Linked DNA regions of Homo sapiens: region 1 is linked to region 2. Evidence: chromatin loops called from intact Hi-C (ENCODE). Cell type or tissue: A673. All regions are shown on one strand. Links, peaks and the distances in the headings refer to the core of each region. The heading gives the core; the rest is flanking DNA.

Region 1 (4,631 bases), core at 1,403-3,902, 280 kb before region 2:
ACATTTTCTAACTTGGCCTGTCATGCCTACAGGCCGTGAGAGCTCAGGCCACCCATTTCCCTTTCTGCGCCTCAGTCTCCTCATCTATTCCCAGAGATTCATGGGGATAGTTACCACCTTTTTTGCTGAAGAGGGAATGAGACACAGTGAGAAAGAAAACTATAATGGTGGAATTTCAAGTATGAACCAGCCAGGGTTGTAGGCGTTGGGGCAGCAGGGTGTGAGTTGGGAGTAAGGAGGGGGACTAAGGGATTTGCTATCAAAAGATCTGGGTTTATGGCCTTTCTGTGCCACTAAGTCAATATGTTGGTCAGGTAGAGCCTCTGTTTACTCATCTGTACAATAGGTATGGCACGGCTATGAGGCTCCCATCAGATACAGTCCAAAGGGCTCTGGGAGACTTCCCAATCCACTTCCCTCCTTGCTCCAGCAGCAGTGGCAGCATGAAGGCTGGTGTGGCCAACTGCTACCCAGAGGGCATGGTCCCAATCGGAAGCTGCAGCAGCAAAGACAGTGGTATGTGTTGTTTAGGCTTTCCCTGAGAGCCAAACCAGTTCCTGCCCAGGGATGGACACTTCCTTTCTCGGGTACAGGAATGAGGCCAACTAGAGTCTTGGCTTCCCTGCCCAGGAAAGCAGCCGGGGGAGTCCAACGAGGACACCTGTTCCTTCAGGAAACCCAAGCCAAGCCAGGCCCTCGGGTGGCGGAGCCTGAGCCCCTGGATCCAGCTGCCAGTGCCCTCATGGACAGAGCTGCATCCTGCTTCCTGTTTCCTGCTTCCTGCTCCTTCTTTCACTCTATCAGTAGTTTCTGCCTGAGGCCCTACTCTGTGTGGGCTCAGCTCCAGGTGCTAGGGAACAAAGGCAAAGAGCTCACATGGAGCTCAAAGATCAGTAGGAGAGCCACGCAACCAATCAAATGTATAACATTGATATGCTGTCAAGAAATGGAAATGCTATCAAAAAATAAAGTGGAGTAGGGAATAGGAAGTGATGGGACAGTTTTAGCTGAGTGGTCAGGACATGCTTCTCTGCAGAGGTGATATTTGAGCATAGACCCTAAGGAAGAGTCAGGGGCAAACTAGGCAGCTAGCTGGGGAAGAGGGTTCTTGGCACAGGGAACAGCCCGTGCAAAGGCCCTGAGGTAGGCACCTGCTGGGCATGTTCAAGGAATACTGAGATGGTGAATTAACTGGAGTGGAGTGAGCAAGGGGGAGAGTGTGGGGAGACCGGGTCAGTGAAGCAGGGGATCACAGGGGGCCTTTTGAGCTGCACTGAGAACTTCAGGTTTTACTCCAAGAGAAGGAGTGGAAGGCCATTGGGAGGCTTTTATTGAAGAAGCAACAAGGTGGGGAGTCCAGGAAGTACGGAGCCAGTGAGGAAGTGACTGCACTAATCCAGGTGAGAAATGAAGGTACTGGGACCGGAGTGTGATGCAGGTGGGAAGGAGTGGTTGGATTCTGGGTTTATTTTGAAGGTAGAGCCAAGAGGATTGGCTGGCAGGGAAGGAAGAGAAAGAGATAAGTCAAGGAGGGCACCAAGGTATTTTGCCTGAGGAACTGCACGAACAGACTGAGATGGAGCAGGCAACAAACATCATTCTCAGCTGCCATGCGTTGGTGCATATTTTCTCTGTCTCTCTCTCTCGTCTCTGTCTCTCGCTCTCCTCTTTATGCATTAATCCTGCCCTCACCTATTTTCAGATGAGAAAACTGAGGCTGAGACCCACTCGAGATCACACACATAGTGAGGGGCAGCGCCTGGAATTGCATGCATATCTCTTAGCCACTGAGCTACACTGTCCCATCAGAACTGGAGTTAGGGTCATCTGTTCATTCCTTATTTCATCCACCAGATCCTTGTGTGTCTAAGACCTTTTAGCAGGTCTGGTGCTGGGCACCTGAGAAGGACGTGGAAACCATCAGGACCTGGAAATCATCAAGCCAACACCTCAGTAGTGATGGAAACCCAGAGAGGGCACTGTGGGGCATCCCAAGCTCATCCTAAGCAAGTAGAAGTCAGAATGTGCAGAGGTCGGGAGCAGGGGATAGGGAATGAGAGCTCCTGGATTCAAAGCCTGGCTCTGGAGCTCTCAAGGTGTGGGCTCTTGGACAAGCTCCTTAAGTTCTCTGTGCCTCAGTTTTCTCATCTGTGAAATGGGGATAAGAATTGTGTCCACGTAAGATAATCACAGGGAGGCATCATGAGATAATGTGCTGAAACCCTTCAGGCCTGGGGCTTAACACACACTCCTATGTTTACCTGTGATTAGTACTATTAGGCAGTCAGCACTCAAACCCAGGTCTCTCCGTGATGGCTGAGGCAATCAGCTCTCTGCCCCTGCAACACCACCAGTACACCCACCCAGAGGTGTTGGGGAGGGCTCAGCTCTGGGTGGAGCTAGATCCCCAGAGCCTGAGAACAGTGTTTAGGGCCCGACAGTGTGGTCCCACCCCTTATGGGCTCCTATGAGCTGCCTGCCTGCCTGCCGAGTTGCTCAATCACTGACTTCCCCAGGAAAGCACTAATTACAGCAAAGCTCCCCTGGGTTCAGTGATCTGTCACAGCCCCTAGGCATCAGAGCACTGGCTACAGTCTCTACAGCAAGCGCTGTCCTGCCCTCTGCCTTCGCCCTAAGGGGAGGACAGAAACCACAGGGATGGACAGACTAACCAACACGGAAACTGGGGCCAGGCTTACAAAGGAGTCTCACCTTGGCTTGAATGGCAGTCTATTCAGCGGTTCTCAAAGTGTGATCCCTGAATCAGTAGCGTCAGTATCACCTGGGACCTTGTTAGAAATGCAGATTTTCAGACCTTACCTAAGGCCTACTGAATCAGACACTCCATGGCTAGGGCCCTGGAATCAGTGTTTTAACAATCCCTCCAGGGGCTATTGGTATCAGCTCACGTTGTAGAACCAAAGCTCTGATGCCTGTGCAGCTGTGGTTGGATGGAGGCCTGTGGAGAGGCGATTATGAAGTGGGATGGATTGAAGCACAGGTTCATAGAGACCCACCTTCAAATCCAGGCTGTGCCAATTCCTTACCCTGAGATTGGATCGTGGGCAGAGAGCTTCATTTATTTATTATTTTTACTTACTATTATTTTAGAGATAGGTTCTCACTCTGTTGCCCAGGCTGGAGTGCAGTGGAGCAATCATAGGTCACTGCAGCCTGGAACTCCTGGGCTCAAGCAATCCTCCCACCTCTGCCTCCCAAAGTGCTGGGATTACAGGTGTAAGCCACCATGCCCAGCCCAGTTTTTAAATTTAATACATATTTATTGACAACCTATTGTTTACTGTTAAAGACCCTGGAGCTACAGCTCTGGGACAAAACAATGGCAGCGGCCAACACTTAACCGATATTAACTCATTTAACCCTCACAAGAAACCTTTCAGGTAAGGTCCTATCATTACCCCGAAGGAAGCACAGATCATCAAAATAACTTGCCCCACGGGGCTAGTCTGAGAGACCGCTGGAGTGCAAGCCACTAGGATAAACTGACCTGGAGCTAGTTAGGGAGACAGACAAAATGCAGTGGAGACACACAATATTAGCAGGTCGTGATGCATGCTATGAAGATAAAATAGGGAAGAGGGTAGGGCATATTGGGCAGGCGTGAGGGTGACTACTTTAACAGGGTGGTCTGGCAAGGCCTCTCAAGGAGGTGGCGTGTGAGCAGAGGCCTCCTGAAGTCTCAGCTGCCTCATCTGTAGAATGAGGGAATGATTAGCTCACCCCCCCAGGTGTGGTATGAATGTCACAAGTCTGTAAAGCATAGTAGCTGCTGAACAGATGGGAATTGTTACTGTTTGGAAAACTGAGTTCAAATCCTGACTGGTCTGGCCACCCAGACAAAGGGCCTGTTGTGAACCTTGGAGATTACCCTTACTCTGTAAGGGCCGGAGGACATAGCAGGGGCTCGGTAAGGTCACTCCCATCTCCCATCCCCCCAACCCCACTTGCCTTCCAGCCTGGTGAGCAGCAACTCTTGGGGCAGTTGGTTCCCTGGTCCAGGCTGCCCAGGAGTCCGTGCTGTTTTTATTTTTATTGTTCTGGCTTCACAGCTGAGACCTCTAACTCCAAATGGCTCTTCTTGCCCAGAAAAATAGGTCGTTGGCAGCTCCAGCCTCCTGGCAGGCCTGCCTGCTGACGCCAGCCCAGGGTTACGGGAAGTGGGGAGCAGAGCGCGGGCAGGGCTGGAACCAGGTGAAGCTGGGCTGTGCAGGTGCCAGCGTGCCCCACAGGGTGGCCCTGGTCAAGTCGTGTTCTGTCTCTCAGTGTGTTTCCTCACCTCTGGGAACACCGCGGAGTTGCTGAGGCTTCAGTGAGATAATGTATCTCAAAGGACCTAGAACACACAAGGGTGTCATCTACCCCCCTGCAAAGGCCAAACTCCAGATAGGCCCTGCCATGCCATCGTGGCTGCTTTCACATCCTTGTCACTACTGACCCCTCGTATCAGAGTTTGTTATCCCTATTTCACAGATGAAAAGACTGAGGCTCAATTTTTTTTTTTGCCCAAGTTGCATAAGTCAAATTGGCAAAATCTTGGCTTCCAAGCCCCTGATCCTCTCCTTCTCATGCCCATTTGTCTTCTTCCCTTGACAACAGGGAAGGAATGTGAT
Region 2 (4,631 bases), core at 1,278-3,777:
CTAGGGTACATGTGCACAACGTGCAGGTTTGTTACATATGTATACATGCGCCATGTTGGTGTGCTGCACCCATTAACTTGTCATTTACATTAGGTATATATCTCCTAACGCTATCCCTCCCTGCTCCACCCACCCCACAACAGGCCCCGGTGTGTGATGTTCCCCTTCCTGTGACCAAGTGTTCTCATCGTTCAATTCCCACCTGAGTGAGAACATGCGGTGTTTGGTTTTTTGTCCTTGCGATAGTTTGCTGAGAATGATGGTTTCCAGCTTCATCCATGTCCCTACAAAAGACATGAACTCATCCTTTTTTATGGCTGCATAGTATTCCATGGTGTATATGTGCCACATTTTCTTAATCCAGTCTATCATTGATGGACACTTGGGTTGGTTCCAAGTCTTTGCTATTGTGAATAGTGCCGCAGTAAACATACGTGTTCATGTGTCTTTATAGCAGCATGATTCTCCTTCTGTTATTATTTGTATTATTCCACAGTTGAGGCCACTGAGACTCAGAGATGTTAAGTGACTTACTCAAGCTCACACAGCTGGAAAGGGCAGGGCTGAGATTCAAGGTTATTTATTCCAGTTATCTATTGCTGCATAACAAACCCATAACATAATGACTAACACAGGAACACATACTGTGTGCATAAATGTACAGTTTGGGTAGGGCTTGGCAGAGAGCTCATCTCTGCTCCTCTTGGCATTAGCTGGGCATGGAGTTTTCTGAAGGCTCATTCACCATGTGTTGGATGAGTGGTCTCGCTGTCCCCTGCAACCTTAGCTGAGTGCCTCTCCATAGGGTCTGGATTCCTTCCTCACAACATGCTACCTGTCTCCAGAGCCAGCATTCTCCCTCCCATCAAGGATTGAATGAGTCAAGAATAAAGCATTAAGCCAGGGGCAGTGTTTCACACCTGTACTTTGGGAGGCTAAGACAGGAGGATCGCTTGAGCCCGGGAGTTCGAGACCAGCCCAGGCAACATAATGAGACCCTGTCTCTAACAACAGCAACAGCAAAATAGCCACAGTGAGCTATGATTGCAAGGCAAGCAGGCAGGCAGGCAATCAGGCAGACAGGCAGGCAGGAAAGAAGGAAGGAAGGGAGGGAGGGAGGGAGGAAGGGCAGGCAAAGAGCTGTCTGGAACTGAAAAGTCCCCGTATAGGATCCAAGCAGAATGTTCTGTTCCTGAGCCCTGCAGGGCCCTGGTAAGCCTGGAGGTTAGGATGGAACCAGCTGTTTCCAGAACCTCCCTCCAAAAAAGAGGAGGATGGAGAAGGGACTGGCCCTGGAAGTCCTGAACTGGTCAGGTCAGGGAGCCAAACCGTAGAGGTTTCAGGCAGAAATGAGCCTTTCAAATGCCAGACTGCCCCTGATACAGCTGTTCCTCTTAGAAGTCTTGGTTCAGGCCAAGAACCAGGAGCTGCCCTGCTTCCGCCTCTCGCCCCCACTGTCAACAGTGCCACCTCCCAAATGTGCTGCGTCCACACACTTCCTCAGCCCCCATGGTCACACCGCAACTCTGGCCTGGACTGGTGCAGTAGCCTCCTCACTGTCACTGGCCCAATTCTAACACATTCCCACTCAGCAGCCAGAGATCTTTTGAAAGTGTAAATCAAACATCACATCGCATCACTTGGCTGTTCAAACATCTGAGGACTTCTTGTCCTTAGAATTAAATTCGAAGACAAGAAACAAAAACAGCCTGGGCACGGTGGCTCACACCTGTAATCCCAGCACGTTGGGAGGCCGAGGCAGGTGGATCACTGGAGATCAGGAGTTTGAGACCAGCGTGGCCAACATGATGAAACCCCGTCTCTACTAAAAATACAAAAAATTAGCCGGGCGTGATGGTGTGCTCCTGTAATCCCAGCTACTCGGGAGGCAGAGGCAGGAGAATCGCTTGAACCTGGGAGATGGAGGTTGCAGCAAGCCGAGATTGCACCACTGCACTCCAGCCTGGGTGACAGAGTGAGAGTCTGAAAGAGAGAGAGAGAGAGAAGAGAAAGAAGGAAGGAAGGAAGGAGAGAGAGAGAGAAAGAGAAAAGAAAGAAAGGAAGGAAGAAAGAAAGAAAGAGAAAAAGAAAGAAAGAAAGAAAGAAAAAGAAAAAGAAAGAAAGGAGAAAGGAGAAAGGAAAGAAAGAAATTAAAAAGAAAGAAAAGAGAATTAAATTCGAACTCTTCAAACTCAAACTCCTACAAGACAGCACTGCATCTCACCTTGCCCTCCCTGCTCCCTCTGCCTGGAACCATCTCCCACATTTATCTGTGCTTGGCTGGTTTCCTCTTGTCCTTCTGGTCTCAGTATGGAGGTTGCCTCCTTGGAGAGGTGCTCTGACCACGTGGTTCAAATCAGTCCCGACCCCCACCTTAGATCTTTATTATCTGGTGACATCACTTTATTTATTTATTTATTTATTTATTTATTTATTTATTTATTTATTTACTTGCTTTTTTCTTTGCTCCCCTCTACTGAGCTCTGGTCTCTTGAGCTGGTCCCAAGTATCAGAGTCAGGGCTTGGCACAGAGTAGACACACAATAAGCCGAGTGAGAGTCTAATGAACACACACACACCTCCCTTGGAGCGCTCTCACTCGTGTCCACTCAATCATATGCTGAGACCCTCTGCCACACTTGCAAACACAGACACACACTTCTCCACCCCTGGACACGTCCTGCGCGGGAGCTCCGAGATGCGTGAGCGCCTGTAACCAGGGATGCTGCCGCCCCCTCCTGGAAAGATTGGGAAAGTACAGCCAGAGTCTTTCTGGGAAACCACTCCAATGCTAACCTCAGGCTAATCCTAACTCCCCTTCCTTGCAGACAGCTGTCCCTGCCCAGGCAGGGTCTTCAGATCATTTCTGATATTTGGCCTAGGGCCTGGGCTGTATGTTCTTACCAGGTGCGGAGGAAGGAAGGAAGGAAGGGAGGGAGGGGAGGGGAGGGGAGGGGAGGAAACTGACGCAGGTAAGAGCATTCACCTCTTTCCCTCTCCAAGGCTCAGTTTCAGGATCATTGTCACAGGTCTGACACGAATCATGTGCAATAATTTTTTGTACATTCATAGGTTTGGAACACGGTATAAAGGGCCTTGAATGCCAGAATGAAGCCTTGGGTTTTATCCTGCAGTCGTTGGGAGCCACTAAGAGTTTCTGAGCAAGAGAGGGACAGGATCCGAACTGTGCTTTGGAAAGATGAACCAGCCGGTGTGCATTCATGCATTCACTCATTCGTTCATTCATTCATTCATCTGACCAAAATGTGCTTTAAACATCTTTTGCATGCCGGGCCCTGGGAATGCAGCAGTGACCAGAGGTGCTGTTGGACTTCATGGAGCTCATGGCCTCGAGTGACATGTGTGGGAGTGGACATTTGGACACAGAGGAGGCATCACCCCAGTCCTAGGCAAGGTGAGCCCTGGGGCAACATAAGGCTCACATAGGCGCCTTAGCTTCTGCCCTGTATGTAGACAGAGCAGGGTGGGAGTCAACTAAGCCACTGATTTAAGTACAGACCCTGGGACAGGGGCAAGCCTGTTGGTCCTCAGCTCCCATCCTAGGTCATGAGAGGCCAACTTGACCAACGCAGGAGGTGTATCTGTTCATTCCCCTCCCCAATCAAATAGATGCAAATAACATGCAAGAGGTCCGAATTTAAAGTATGTTAGTGTTAAATAAATGTATTATGGTCTGCCTGGCGCAATTATAGTCAAACTCAACATGTAGGATGTGACCCACATGAAATACTGAACCGATTTTAGTATCAGACAGCATACTCACTTTGGAGACGAGAAGAGGCAGAGGCCCAGGGACACACCATATGGAGAGATGCACACACGGGCAGGTGTTCATGAATTTACTGCATTCAGGAGGTGAGAAGAAAAAAGAGACAGATTTCATTTTCAGCTCTGGCTGGAGTTACGGTCCTTCCTTTGAAGGAACATGGATGAGGAGCTAGAAGTCCTAGGTACTAGTCCCCACCACAGCCACTTGGTAGCTGTGTCAATTCTAACTGGCCACTGTATTCTCATCTGTACAATGGGTCCAATGACAGGGAAGCATGAAGGAGACCATGGAGGTGTCTTAGGTTGGGATCTCCAGAAGTTGACCCTGAACCAAGGATTCCTGTGAAAATGACTTACTGTGTGTGAAGTATTTCCAGGAACAGCTAGAGGAAGGGGAAGCAGGCAGGGCCAGCAAGACCATGCCCCACCAGGTCTGTCCTGCAAAGGAGGTGGCATAAGTCATACCTCAGAGTTGGCCCATTTGGGGGGCAAGGGAGCTGGGGTATTCATACTCCTGTGCTCATTGGTAATTAGAGGGAGTAAATTCCCCTCTGGAGGACATACCTTTCCAGGCACTTCCAGCTCTCCATACGTACAGGCAAAGCTGGGTCGAGCAGGCTACGAACTGTCCTCTGAAAGACACAGGTGCTGGCTGCTGGGAGTGAGAGCATCCTGGGAGCTGCTGTACACAGTATGGGACCCAAGGGATGGTCTACTGTAGGACGGGAAGTGCTTTGTAAACTGTGAAGTGTGGTACTGGGATTGAGGAGGGTCCTCATCTGGGACTTCCTGCAGCTCACTGATCCGTCTCAGCCAAGTTGTCTTTCCTCGTGGGTCTATTT

The links. Peaks named below come from ENCODE experiments on the same cell type or tissue, not always from the same donor. Only the 100,000 strongest peaks of a DNase experiment are listed, where the experiment ranks them.
Region 1: it touches region 2 in a loop (5-fold over the local background); 4 of 110 quality-filtered maps call a loop at or near these places.

Annotation. Positions count from the first base shown.
Region 1 is chr20:1,886,815-1,891,445 of GRCh38, forward strand. LOC102724545 (a long non-coding RNA gene) reads right to left here. Exons shown (of 4, transcript NR_186374.1): 2 at 3,970-4,354; 3 at 2,713-2,789; 4 at 1,308-1,495. Among named protein-coding and RNA genes, the nearest start is that of SIRPA, 6.3 kb to the right of the region's middle. RefSeq lists an enhancer at 3,648-4,172. In A673, for the core only: no CTCF peak of the experiment used is centred there; a DNase peak (open chromatin) is centred at 2,477; H3K27ac peaks cover 2,353 bases.
Region 2 is chr20:2,169,996-2,174,626 of GRCh38, forward strand. LOC124904859 (a long non-coding RNA gene) reads left to right here and starts at 3,180. Exons shown (of 2, transcript XR_007067500.1): 1 at 3,180-3,415. In A673, for the core only: a CTCF peak has its summit at 2,735 (motif pointing left); a DNase peak (open chromatin) is centred at 2,706.